Regions from separate parts of the Homo sapiens genome. Here region 2 is linked to region 1. The links are chromatin contacts, found by Hi-C or POLR2A ChIA-PET in ENCODE. All regions are on one chromosome and are shown on one strand. The core of a region is the stretch at or near the end of the contact, and the rest is flanking DNA. Distances in the headings are between cores, read along the strand shown.

Region 1 (6,694 bases), core at 1,094-3,593:
TTTTGTAATAAAAGATCAAACTGCAGAGCTGTGAAAGGGCTGGGACAACAGCTCTGCACACATCTGCATCCTTTGGTGGCTTGAGGGTGGGGGACAGCACACCCTTCTGGGTATCAAAAGGCATTGGAACGGGCAGCGCTGGGGCCTCTCCTCTCTGTTTGATCACCTGGAACTAGGGCTGCACCTACGACTCCTTAATGTGGATTTTTAAAGGCAACCCGTCCTCCAGGAGCATGCAGCCCCGTGCTGGGACCCACAGCTTGGCAAGGGGAACATGGGCTGGATTTCAGCTCCCACTCATTCCCTCTGCCAGGTGCCTGTGTACAGGGCACAGCCCACACATTGCGCATGGGGACTCTGTCCAGGACTAGAGGAAACTCCTTCCACCCCTGGCCTGTCATAGGCCACCCACCTCAAGTCCAGGGCTACAGTTCACTTTTTTTTTTTCTCTGAGATGGAGTCTCTCTCTGTCACCCAGGCTGAAGTGCAGTGGCACGGTCTCGGCTCACTGAAACCTCTGCCTTCCGGGCTCAAGTGCCTCGGCCTCCTGAGTAGCTGGGATTACAGGACTCTAATGGAGGGCCACAGGCAGTGGAAAATGAGGCAGACAGTGAGGCTGGCCCCTGAACTGGATAGTGCTGTTAACAGGATCTGGGTCCAGAATACTGCAGACATCAGACATGTGTTAACTGGGTTTGCTGCCGGCAAGCCACCATCCTTGGGAAGGAGTTGTGTGGGCAAATCAGGAAGTTGCCCTCTCAGCAGATGTCTCCAGGATGGCTGCCCTCAGGTGTAATCTGGGGATCAGGAAACCACTGCTGGAATCCTTGGCTTCAGAATCATCCCAGACCTGTTGCAACCTGTATCTGCAAAATAGAAACCACCTACCATGCCTCTTTCCCCCACTTAAATGAGTTCTAACATTTGTCTAACATGACCACATCTGATTGGTGTAACTTAAATTACACAGCTGCAAGGGAGTCTGGGAAATGTAGTTTTTCTATTTCTGTACTATACATAAAGGCACACTGGAAAGAGATCGAAATAGATGTGGAAGAGTCATTTCCATCATGGTTCCTCTGTTTGAAAACCTTCAGTGACTCTCCTAAATGGTGCTGTTGAAGGGAAGCAGGGCCTGGGTCTAAGATACAGCACACACTAACAGTGATTTCCAAACTGTGGTCTATAGATCCCTGGGGAGACAAGATGTTCTTGAATCTCCTTGTATTTCATTTTCTGTGGACTGAAAAAAACATCATGATTTCCATATGTGTTTATTTTTGAAACATGGAAATAATTGGGATTCAAAAAATTATCTCTCTCTCTCTCCCTTTCTCTCCCGCCAAATCACTTGAAAGCCTTCTTTACTTCTTTACAAGCACTCTGTTTCTCACCCACAAACCCCTCTCCTCTGCCTAGAATGTAAATGTCATCTCCCTCCTCACTTGCTAATTCCCATTCATCAGGTAAGACTCGTTTCAGGCCACCACCTCCCCTGGCCTGAGGGGTGATTCTCTCTGACTACCTCAGGCTGGGATAGAGAATTCTCATCTGTTTTCTTGTAATATCCTGGGAAGTTATACTAATAAGAATAAAATAAAAGCTAACTTTTTCCAGCTTACTCTTTGCCAGGCCCCACAAAGTATGTACTCTTACTAACTCATTTTATAGATGGGAACACTGGGACATAGAGAGGTTCCATAACCTGCCCAAGGTCACCTGCTAGTCAGTGGTGGCTGCAACTCAATCCTAGGCAGCAGTCTGGCTTCAGAGTCTATGCTCTTGATGGATAGTCTTGTCTCCTCTCATCCTATTATTGCGCTGCTCACCCTGCCACCATCTCTCTCTCAATCTCTCTCTCTTTCTTTCTCTATCTCTCTCTCTCCTCTCCACTTCACTCTCTCTCTCTCTCCATCCATCTAATCTATATCTCAATCTGTGTGCCTGTCATCTCCATGAATAACCATTGGTTTTCTATGATATTAAAATGGGAGGGGGGAAGTCAACATTTTCCCTCCCTTCCCACCACGTTGGAAATTCTAGGACCGGGGCCCAAATTGTTTGATCCTTCCTTCTCTCATCCTCCACTGTCTGTTAACAGAGGAACTATTTTCTCTTTCGGCAAAGAGTACCAGACTAAATTACAGAGTAGGCTACAAAATTACTACCCTCAGCTCCCTTCTTTGCCTGTTTTCTCTAAAATAGGTTATTCCTGTTGGTTGTATAAATATAAGACAGAAGCCACCACTGCTTTGCAATCACGTGGGGAAGTGTATCATCCGCTCCAAGCTCTGTGGAGCAGACCTCCTGGCCGGGATCCACTGAGCATGCCTCAGGAAAAGATGACGTTGCTGGGAACTCCAGCCCACACATCAGCATTCTCATGTGAACACTTAGTAGAGTGAAATTGGAAATAGTTTGACAACTTTGCGAGACTCAGAAGGTGTTTCCAAATCTGTGCCTTTGCCTTCGTTGTTTATTACCCTGTCTGTCTAACACGGATGACACTTGCCCGTGTTTCATGTGCCTCAGCACCTTGGAGGCTCGACTGAAACTCACCAACAGCCTTACCAGGTGACCTAGCTGGTCATTCCCTCTACTGGGTGTCAGCCACACTCCTCGTACACTGCGGAAGTGCCAATTTACCCCAGACTCATCTCTTCTTGCCTTGCTTAATCTCCTTTCTTTTCCTTTTGTGCTTTAAGTGTCTGATTTCTGATTAGCCCATTTATTTGGCCTCATAAGCCAGGCAGTTCCTTTTCCTTCTTGAAGGTAACTTACAAAAGAAATTTTCTTTAATCACCTTTCAAGTATGCTGTCTGGGCTCCTGTTTAGGAAGGTCCTCCCTGCCCATGAAGTGTCCTTCCAAAGGCTTGTGTCCTCTGCAGGAAACAATTCAGATGGGTCAGGCGTGATGGCCTTGTAAACCTCTCTTGTGCAATTTACACATCTGAAACCATCATTTCTTTCAGCAAGCACACTATTTCATCAAAGCACATCATCTGTAGTAGAGGTAGAAAGCTCATCAAATATGCTTAAGGAGTGACTTTTGTAACTCACTATTGTTTTAAAACATCTTAATTCCTGTTCTGGTTAAAGGACCCAGTATATCTACAGCCATCTTAGAGACTGTCAGTTCAATCTATGAAGAGAGTGGGATGTTGTCAAAACAGTGTTGCACAAACCCTCTAAAGAAAGTGAAACAAAAAAAAATGTTGGTGCAAGTTACAAAAATATTATGGAGTCAATGAGACGTGGCAGTTAATCCTCAGCTAATGTTGACACAGAGCAGCACACCCACAAATGCCAAAGAGTTGAGAGCAGTGGTTCTCAGCCTTGGCTGCAGATTGGAATCACTTGGGTGTTTTGTTTTTTTTTAATCTCCATGTCCAAGCCATACTCCAGTCCAATTAAATCAGAATCTCTGGGGGTGGGCCCCAGGCATCATTACATTTCAAGGTCCCCAGCGATTCCAACATATAGCCAAGTTTGAAATCTATTAGTTTAGAATACCTGGCCCTTGCTCACAACTGCTTAGGCAGGTAGGTGTGTGGGGCTGGGGAAAGGGCAACACATGCCTGGTCAGGCCAATCAGACTGACCAGGGAAGCTATATTAATGATAAGAAACTTCCCAGCATGCCTCTTTCCCAACCTGCCTGCTGCCCACTCAGCTATTGAAGCTACACAAAAGGTAGAGTTGACGCTCAGGTGAGAGTTAAGGTTACCAGATACCAGAGAGCTGAAAGTAGGAGGGTCAAGGCACAGAGAGTAGATAGACACCAGTGCACATGCAGTGGCACTCTGTGATGTCCTTACTGGCCCTGCTACAAAGTGGTATGTTGGGTTTGCCAATTTGATGTATTAAATTGATAACCAGTTGAAATGATATTCCAACAATAGCAATTGATACAATGATATTCAATTGAAAAAGAAAAAAGACCCGGTGGGCAGGGTGTACAAAGGGGGCTTCTTCTGAAGTTCTGGTCATGTTGTTTCTTCAGCTGAGTGCTGGTTACACAGGTGGGCTCAGTTTGTGAAAATGTGTCTACCTGTACACTTATGATATGTGCACTTTTATCTATACATGTTCTGCATTAGTAAAAAGTTAAAAAGGAAGATAAACCCTACATTGATCATTGAAAAAAGGTCATAGATGCTGTCAAAAATTTACCCACAAGCTTGTTTATAGGAGTGGGATTGATAGCCCCATGTTAGAAACCATCCAGCCGGGCGCAGTGGCTCACGCCTGTAATCCCAGCACTTTGGGAGGCCGAGGCGGGCGAATCACGAGTTCGGGAGATCAAGACCATCCTGGCTAACATGGTGAAACCCCATCTCTACTAAAAACACAAAAAAATAGCCAGGTGTGGTGGCAGGCGCCTGTAGTCCCAGCTACTCGGGGGGCTGAGGCAGGAGAATGGCGTGAACCCGGGAGGCGGAGCTTGCAGTGAGCTGAGATTGCGCCACTGCACTCCAGCCTGGGCGACAGAGCCAGATTCCGTCTCAAAAAAAAAAAAAAAAAAGAAACCATCCAAATAAAAAGCACTTGGTTAAATAAATTAAGGTTCTGCCATACAATGGAATACTATGTAGCTATTACAATTCTACACTGTATAAATGTGATTCACCATGTAAGCAGCACTAAAAACAAAAACTACATGATCATCTCATAGATGCAGAAAAGGCTTTAGATAAAATTCAACACTGCTTCATGTTAAAAACTCTCAATAAACATACCTCAAAATAGTAAGAGCCACCTATGACAAACCCATAGCCAACATCATACTAAATGGGCAAAAGCTGGAAACATTCCCCTTGAAAACTGGCACAAGACAAGGATGCCCTCTCTCACCATTCCTATTCAACATAGTATTAGAAGTCCTGGCCAGAGCAATCGGGCAAGAGAAAGAAATAAAAGGCATCTAAATAGGAAGAGAGGAAGTCAAATTATCCCTGTTTGAAGATGACATGATTCTATACCTAGAAAACCCGTAGTCTCTCCCCACAAGCTCCTTGATCTGATAAACAACTTCGGCAAAGTTTCAGGATACAAAATCAATGTACAAAAATCAGTAGCATTTCTATGTACCAACAGCATCCAAGCTGAGAGCCAAATCAAGAATGCAATCTCATTCACAATAGCCACAAAAAGAATAAAATACCTAGGAGTACAGCTAACTAGGGAGGTAAAAGATCTCTACAAGGAGAACTACAAAACACTGCTGAATGAGATCAGAGATGACTCAAACAAATAAGAAAACATTCCATGCTCATGGATAGAAATAATCAATATTGTTAAAATGACCATACCAGCCAAAGTAATTTACAGATTCAATGCTATTACTGTCAAACTACCAATGACATTCTTCACAGAATTTGAAAAAAAAATGTTTTTAAATTCATATGAGGCCATGCGCGGTGGCTCATGCCTGTAATCCCAGCACTTTGGGAGGGCAAGGTGGGTGGATCACGATGTCAGGAGATTGAGACCATTCTGGCTAACATGGTGAAACCCCCTCTCTACTAAAAAATACAAAAAATTAGCCAGGCATGGTGGCGGGCACCTGTAGTCCCAGCTACTCAGGAGGCTGAGGCAGGAGAATGGCATTAACCCGGAAGGTGTAGCTTGTAGCAAGCCGAGATTGTGCCACTGCACTCCAGCCTGGGCGACAGAGCGAGACTCCGTCTCAAAAAAAAAAAAAATTCATATGAAACCAAAAAAGAGCCCTAACAGTCAAGGCAATCCTAAGCAAAAAGAACAAAGCTATAGGCATCCCATTACCTGACTTCAAGCTATACTGCAAGGCTACAGTAAACAAAGCATGGTACTGTTCAGACACATAGACCAATGGAACAAAATAGAGAGTGCAGAAATAATGCTGCACACCTACAACCATCTGATCTTCCACAAAATCAACAAAAACAAGCAATGGGGAAAGAATTCCCTATTCAATAAATTGTGCTAGAATAACTGGCTAGCCATATGCAGAAGATTGAAACTGGATCCCTACTGATATGGTTTGGCTGTGTCCCCACCCAAATCTCATCTTGAATTCCCACATGTTGTAGGAGGGACCCAGTGGGAGGTAATTGAATCACGGGGGCAGGTCTTTCCCATGCTGTTCTCGTGATAGTGAGTAAGTCTCACAAGATCTGATGGTTTTGAAAAACGGAAGTCTCCCTGCACATGCTCTCTCTTTTTGCCTGCTGCCATCCATGTAAGACGTGACTTGCTTCTCCTTGTAAGTCCAATTAAACCTCTTTCTTTTGTAAATTGCCCAGTCTCAGGTATGTCTTTATCAGCAGTTTGAAAATGGACTGATACACTTACCTTTCAACGTATACAAAAATCAACTCAAGATGGATTAAACACTTAAATGTAAAACCTAAAACTATAGAAACACTTAAAGAAAACCTAAGAAATACCGTTCTGGACACAGGCCCTGGCAAAAGTTTCATGACAAACATGCCAAAAGCAATTGCACCAAAAACAAAAATTGACACATGGGACCTAATTAAACTAAAGAGCTTCTGCACAGCAAAAGAAACTATCAACAGAGTAAACAGACAACGTACAGAATGGGAGAAAATATTGTAAACTATGCATCTGACAAAGGTCTAATATCCAGCATCTACAAGGAACTTAAACAAATTTATAAGAAAAAAAAACAAACAACCTCATTAAAAAGTAGG
Region 2 (6,694 bases), core at 1,662-4,161, 56 kb before region 1:
AAACACCCAGTAAGTTTAGTTACAAACTTAACATAGCAAATAAAATTCAGAGGTTCAAGATAACATTTGCAGGTAACGGTAAATCCCTCTTACAGGCCAACTTCATTCTATATATTTGTTTAAGGGTATTCAATCCTTAAAATCATGAGAAGAGCCAAAAGGCAGGTAGGAAGACAATACAGTGGCAGTAACAGTCAATATGGTGTGTCAGGCCAGAGAGTGGAAGAGACATGATGTGTTCAGAACAGATGTCACAAATAAAGCTGTGACGAGCTAGAGCATGTGAGTAACAAGCACTATGCAGCCAAAGCCGCCATGCATCCATATCAACCTAATTCCAGAAGGGAGTTTAGAATCTAGTCCTAACGGTAAATTGGTGAGTTACAGGATGCCCTGTTGTCATGGAAGCAGGAATAGCTAATGGTCACACTGTACTCATATTTGAGGTTAACTGAGGCAAATCATTTAGTTAGCCATCACAGTGATCAAAGGGAATCCAAAGCAAGTCACTCTCAAAGCACAAAAGAGCTGAAAGTGCTATGTTTCTTGGAAAATGATCAGTTTTGTACAGCTGAGACCTTCAGCCAATAAACTTGAAGATAATTAACATTCAAGGTTAAGAGCTCCCTACCCAGCTTTTATTCTTAGCAGAAAGCTGACTTCATCAAGGAAATGCTGTGTCACTAACTTCTCATAGTAAATTCATAACCAACATCTACCAAGCACCTACCATGTGTTATGCACTATGCCATACGTTCTCAATCTCATCAATGCAACCATCCTATGATTAGCCACTAGCATTTCTATTTTGTAGATAAGGACACTGAAGTGTAGTGGGATTAAGTGATTTGCCCAGGCTCACACTGCTGGTAGGCATCAGAAATTAAGACTGGAGTACAAGTCTGTATATACTGCTTCTCATATTCCCAGAGATGATAATGCAGACTAACAAGTAGTGGTTTTCAGAAGTAGAATTATTTCATTGTAAGTAAGTGGAGTAGGTATCAATCTGATAGTTCTGAAATAATAAAACTAGATAAGCATTAGATTATACCATTTCCTGATTGTGTAACAGAATAAATTTAGACAAAACCTCAGCATTGCTAATAGAGACTATATTTGCTATAAAGAATTGCACTGGGGACAATGGTATACTATGTTAAACTGAAAAGAGCGTAGGTTTAAAAGCTCAATCTTGCTTGTAATCCCAGCACTTTGAGAGGCCAAGGCGGGCAGATTACTTGAGGTCAGGAGTTCGAGACCAGCTTGGACAACATGGTGAAACCCCATTTCTACTAAAAATACAAAAAATTAGCCAGGCGTGGTGATGGGTGCCTGTTATCCCAGATACTTGGGAGGCTAAGGCAGGAGAATCACTTGAACCTGGAGGTGGAGGTTGCAGTGAGCCAAGATCACACCACGCACTCCAGCCTGGACGACAGAGGAACACTCTGTCTCCAAAAAATAAACAAACAAACAAACCTCACTCTACCTGAATTTTAACCATGGCTTTGCCCCTAACTTTGCTTAGGTAAGAGACTTAAACTATCTAAGCTTTAGACTCTTCATCCAAGAAATGGAAACACTTAATGTGGACGCTGTGAGAATTACAGCTAACCACTATTGTGTTTAGCAGAGAGTGGCACACAAATGTAAGTTCCCTTGGCCTCATAAAAAGAATAATTTCTGGTTCCCTTTGGAAGAGGTGGCCAAGATGTTATACCAAAAACTAGCTGATGACTGGCATAGTCTCTTCCTTACTTGGGGCTTCTACTTTCTCATGTGTAAAATTGGGAAGATTACAGATGATCTCTGTATTAGTTTGTTCTCATGTGGCTAGAAAGAACTACCTGAGACTGAGTAACTTATGAAGGAAAGAGGTTTAATTGACTCACAGTCCACATGGATAGGGAGGCCTCAGGAAACTTACAATCATGGCAGAGGCGAAGGGGAAGCAAGCACATCTTCACATGGTGGCAGGAGAGAGAGAGAGCAAAGGGAGAAGTGCTACACACTTTTAAACAACCAGATCTCATGAGAACTCACTCGCTATCATGAGAACAGCAAGGGGGAAATCTGCCCCCATGATCCAATCACCTCCCACCAGGCCCCACCACCAACACTGAAAATCATAACTCAACATGAGATTTGGGTGGAGACACAGAGCCAAACCACATCAGTCTCTAAGCTCAAGTTCCCACTGAATTAGTCTAAGAGGATAAGATTTTTGTTTGTCTCTCTATACAGTTATTTATCATACACTAACCTTGCCTACTAATATAAATTCTAAGAAAACTCTGGAGAGCAGTGCTAGGAGTAAACAGCCAAGGAAAAAAGGTGGAAGTCAAGAAAAAGGGGCCAGGCGCGGTGGCTCACGCCTGTAATCCCAGCACTTTGGGAGGCCGAGGCGGGCAGATCACGAGGTCAGGAGATCGAGACCACGGTGAAACCCTGTCTCTACTAAAAATACAAAAAATTAGCCGCGTGCAGTGGCGGGCGCCTGCAGTCCCAGCTACTGGGGAGGCTGAGGCAGGAGAATGGCGTGAACCCGGAAGGCGGAGCTTGCAGTGAGCCAAGATCGCGCCACTCCACTCCAGCCTGGGCGACAGAGCAAGACTTTGTCAAAAAAAAAAAAAAGAAAAAGAAAAAGAGTATGCACATTTACATTTTGTTCTTCTCTTTGTGATCTCCATCCAGAAAGCCTCCAACAACATTTTGGATAAAGGACAATTGGGTTAACACCTTACCTGTTCCCAGAAACCACCCTTATTTCAAAAACCTTTAAGGGCGAGGTAGGGACAGCAGCAAAAAGATACCACAAAATTATATGATTCATCCTTCTGACTAGCATACGTAAATTTATGTATTTGTCCCAGCTTCTCATTTATCTATGAGCTCCTCAAAGGCAATGAATATGCCTTGGCAATTTCCCAATGCTTCTTAGTTTCCATTTCATTCCAAATCCAGAACTTTCAACTAATGCTGATGGACTCCAGAATGACTTCGGTGTTAACCTTTGGCATCTCACTCACAGACTCTATCCCCTAAAGTGGTTCATAGCTCTTGGGCAAAAATTTCACCAGCTCTAACACTGTGGTTTTAACTCTGGAAGAATATTATTACACAATCGCCTGGGTAACCCAAAAGCACCAGCACCTAGACTCCTACCCGCAGCAATTGATTTAATTGGTTTATGTAGGGAGCAGGTGTCACTCATTTCAGGCGCTCCCCAGACAATTCTCATGAGCAGCCAGGACTGAGAACCATGGACTAGCATCTAATCATAGAAAATTCAATGAGGGTAAACAAATCAAAGAACTCCTCAAGCCCAGACAATGGCTATTAAGCATCCCCAATTTTTTATTTACCCATGTACTGTTGTCTTTATTTTCACCTTTGAGTTTTATTTCAGCCTCTTGGGAAACTGATCACAAACATCTTTGTACTCTGTAAGAGACTTTTCAGTGTCAGCTCTTTTTTTCCCTTTCACTTTCAGATGATCTTAAATGGGGAAGATAAAAACTAAACAAACTCGAGAAGGAAACGGCTGTGCTTCAGGATGTGGTAATGCTTGGGAGGCGGTGACAATGCACTCGATGGTCCTTTCCTCCAGTTTGTTTTGCTCACACACTGCGCCCAATCCCTCACCTACTTTCTCTGCTATAAAGAGGTGGTAAGACGATCAGGCGGGCAGACATGTGGCTCTACTACCTATTATACGTGTGAGTCATCTTCTTACCCGCTCAGAACTTCAGTTTCCTAATTGGTAAAATGGGCATGGCTGTTGTGAGAATTAGATGATATCCTGTTTTAGTTGGTAAGTACTCAGTAAGTGCTAGTCGAATCTATTGAATCTTTTTCAGGTGCCATATAAAGTCCTTTTTTTTTTGTTTGTTTTTTTTGAGACGGAGTCTCACTCCATCGCCCAAGCTGGAGTGCAGTGGCGCGACCTCGGTTCACTGCAACCTCTGCCTCCCTGGTTCAAGCGATTCTCCTGCCTCAGCCTCCTAAGTTGCTGGGATTACAGGCACGTGCCACCGCCTGGCTAATTTTTTTTTGTATTTTATTAGAGATGGGGTTTCACCATGTTTGCCAGACTGGTCTCAAACTGCTGATCTCAGGTGATCTGCCTGCCTCGGCCTCCCAAAGTGTTGGGATTATAGGTGTGAGTCACTGTGCCCAGCCAAGAGTCCATTTTAATTTCCTTCTCCAATAGCTTCACTGAAGTCAAGCTCAGGTCAAAGAAACAGGAATAGGAGTATGTAGGCCAGAGATAACACGGTAGAGAATATGTAAGGAGCTCTAACAAAAGAAGCAGTACCCTGGCCATGAAGGGCAATTTCTAGAGAACAGGAGACTCCCTGAGACAAGCAGCTTCCTCCCAGAAGAGTCTATTACAAATAAAGTGCTCACATGAGCACATCACATGACCAATGCAGGAACAGTAATACAGCAATAACCACTTTGCTTTCTATTTAACAGCAGAATCAGGAGGAGAAATTAACCAAAGTTATACAAAATCCACAGGCTGGTATTAAGAAATATCTGCTAGCAAGCTTAAGGAAACATTATACCCTACTAGGACAGATCCAAGAAAAGGTTCAGATAGAAGCCTGAGTGTTCTCTGGTCTATGAAAATGTAACAATTGTGGGAAAATATATGTAAGTTACAAATTTCAAAAGGCCCTACTGTTTTCTGGCCAGCAACACATGGCAAAATATTTAACTTCATGGTATGGGAAAATGTTAGAGAGATGATAATTTCTTCCCAACAGTGAGACTATTATATACTGACCTCCATGCCCTGGTAAGAGAGAAAGCAACACTGGTACAACTCAAATGGTTAAGGAGAATCATAGATCAAGTCCAAGAATGAAAATAAAATCACAACTGTTTAGGTGACCCTTAGGGAAATAACATACCACTGAGTTAGAACCCTAAGTATTCAATTAGAGCGAATATAAATGCTGACCTGTGCAAATGTAATAGTTTACTACAATTTTTCTGCCATTCATTATGGCAAAAGGTTTAATCTCAGAGTTAAGATGAGGCAATGACCAGGAATGGGGTTCTCCTTGAGGGATATGAAGGACATCCACCATGGGTCACAATCAAACCCAGCTCTCCCACGAAGGCAAGTATAGCGTAAACTAGCCTTCCTGCCATAAAAGCGAAATAGGCTAACTGAAGATACTTCAGTGCTAGTTTTTCCTTTGTTTGTTTGTTTGTGACAGAGTCTCATTCTATCACCCAGGCTGGAGTGCAGTGGCACGATCTCGGCTCACTGCAACCTCCACCTCCCAGGTTCAAACGATTCTCCTGCCTCAGCCTCCTGAGTAGCTGGGACTACAGATATGAGCCACCACTCCCAGCTGATTTTTTGTATTGTATTGTATTTTTTTTTAGTAGATATGGGGTTTCACCATGTTGGCCAGGCTGGTCTCGAACTCCTGACCTCAAGTGATTCACCCACCTTGTCCTCCCAAAGTGCTGAGATTACAGGCATGAGCCACCATGCCCGGCCTCAATGCCAGTTTCAATGCCAAGTACATGGCAAAGATGTAAACCCTAAAACACCACGTAACCCATCCACAGTTCCCTTAGCACACTTTTGATGATATGCTATTCAAGGTGCACAATGACTAATTTATCAAGAAGAATTAGTACACAAGAAAAGCAAGAATTATTTAAAATGTAAAGTAATAAATAAGGAACTGCCCTCACCAAATTTCAACATAAATTACAAAGTTAAAATGTGATATTTAGTTAAAATCAGAAAAGTTGCCATGTTGACTAGAATCCACAAATACAAACTACTCTGAGAGCTTAGCATATGATCAAAGAGAAACGGCCAAGATAAAAGAGAAACAGCCAAGTTTCAAGAGAAAAACTTGAGGTCTTAATAATTGTTGGGCAACTTGACAGCAGAACAGGGTAAAAATGAGTTAGCTACAAAGGCTCATCAGAAAATGGCAATAGATTCCAGAGAGATTTAATAACTACTTACAAACTCTGCTATAGGTGACAAATCTGACCATGATAAAAGCACCGTAAATGATATAGGTAACACTGAGCATATGAAAACTCAGACTGTGCACTAGATAAAAAGGAAACCAACATACAGTGTTAACACATGTAAATATATGGGCAAAAGCAGGAAGGGCTATCACAAAAAAACAGATGAATTACCCATATTACAGGTAATATAGCAATTCTTTCCAAATGTCTTCAGTTTTATACTTTGATAATTACTTTGCCAAAGGAAACGATATTTACACAGCACAAGAGCTTACTATGCCAAATATACACAGGAATTTATGCAAATGATAAAAACTTCAGATTCTGGTTACAAAATGGCCAATGGCACTTTACACAGAACAAAAAGCAGACAAAAAACCCAAGCAGAGGAAAAAGCACTTTTCATTCCTATGTTACCTATGATGCGATTAAAATCATAAAACCTCATTTTGGCAGGGCTACGGAGAAACTGATACAGATAAACTTTGCTGACAGCCCTGGATAAATTAAACCTATAAACTGTCAACAGCTTTCATATGGTAATTCCACTCTGAGGCAGATATCCTATAGGTAAACCACCCGATTACCTGGAAAAGCCTTCACTACCCCAAAAGTCACACTCCAGATAGTCAAAGTTTATTGTTACTAGCATACAGGAGAAACAGAGCTTTACCAC

What was found. A loop is a pair of places that touch in the nucleus more often than their neighbours do. ChIA-PET counts read pairs that join two places held with the same protein, here RNA polymerase II (POLR2A). Pooled maps may share reads with other maps.
Region 2: a loop to region 1 is called in a pooled map, with 4 times the contacts of the local background. The contact joins two enhancer-like sites. A Hi-C loop is called at or near these places in 4 of 168 maps with a recorded cell type or tissue (CD4-positive, alpha-beta memory T cell, HepG2, ovary and 1 more), 1 of 37 single-sample maps with no recorded cell type and 10 of 50 pooled maps. POLR2A ChIA-PET finds 5 or more read pairs at or near these places in 5 of 52 experiments (B cell, T-cell, activated B cell and 2 more).

What each region holds. Positions count from the first base shown.
Region 1 is chrX:24,420,765-24,427,458 of GRCh38, reverse strand. No RefSeq gene overlaps it. Among named protein-coding and RNA genes, the nearest start is that of PDK3, 41 kb to the left of the region's middle. Within about 2 kb of position 2,343, at least 6 of the 41 ENCODE cell types and tissues checked have a DNase peak (open chromatin) inside an H3K27ac peak, as active enhancers do.
Region 2 is chrX:24,476,993-24,483,686 of GRCh38, reverse strand. The region is part of intron 1 of PDK3 (pyruvate dehydrogenase kinase 3); the gene reads right to left. Among named protein-coding and RNA genes, the nearest start is that of PDK3, 15 kb to the right of the region's middle. Within about 2 kb of position 2,911, at least 16 of the 41 ENCODE cell types and tissues checked have a DNase peak (open chromatin) inside an H3K27ac peak, as active enhancers do.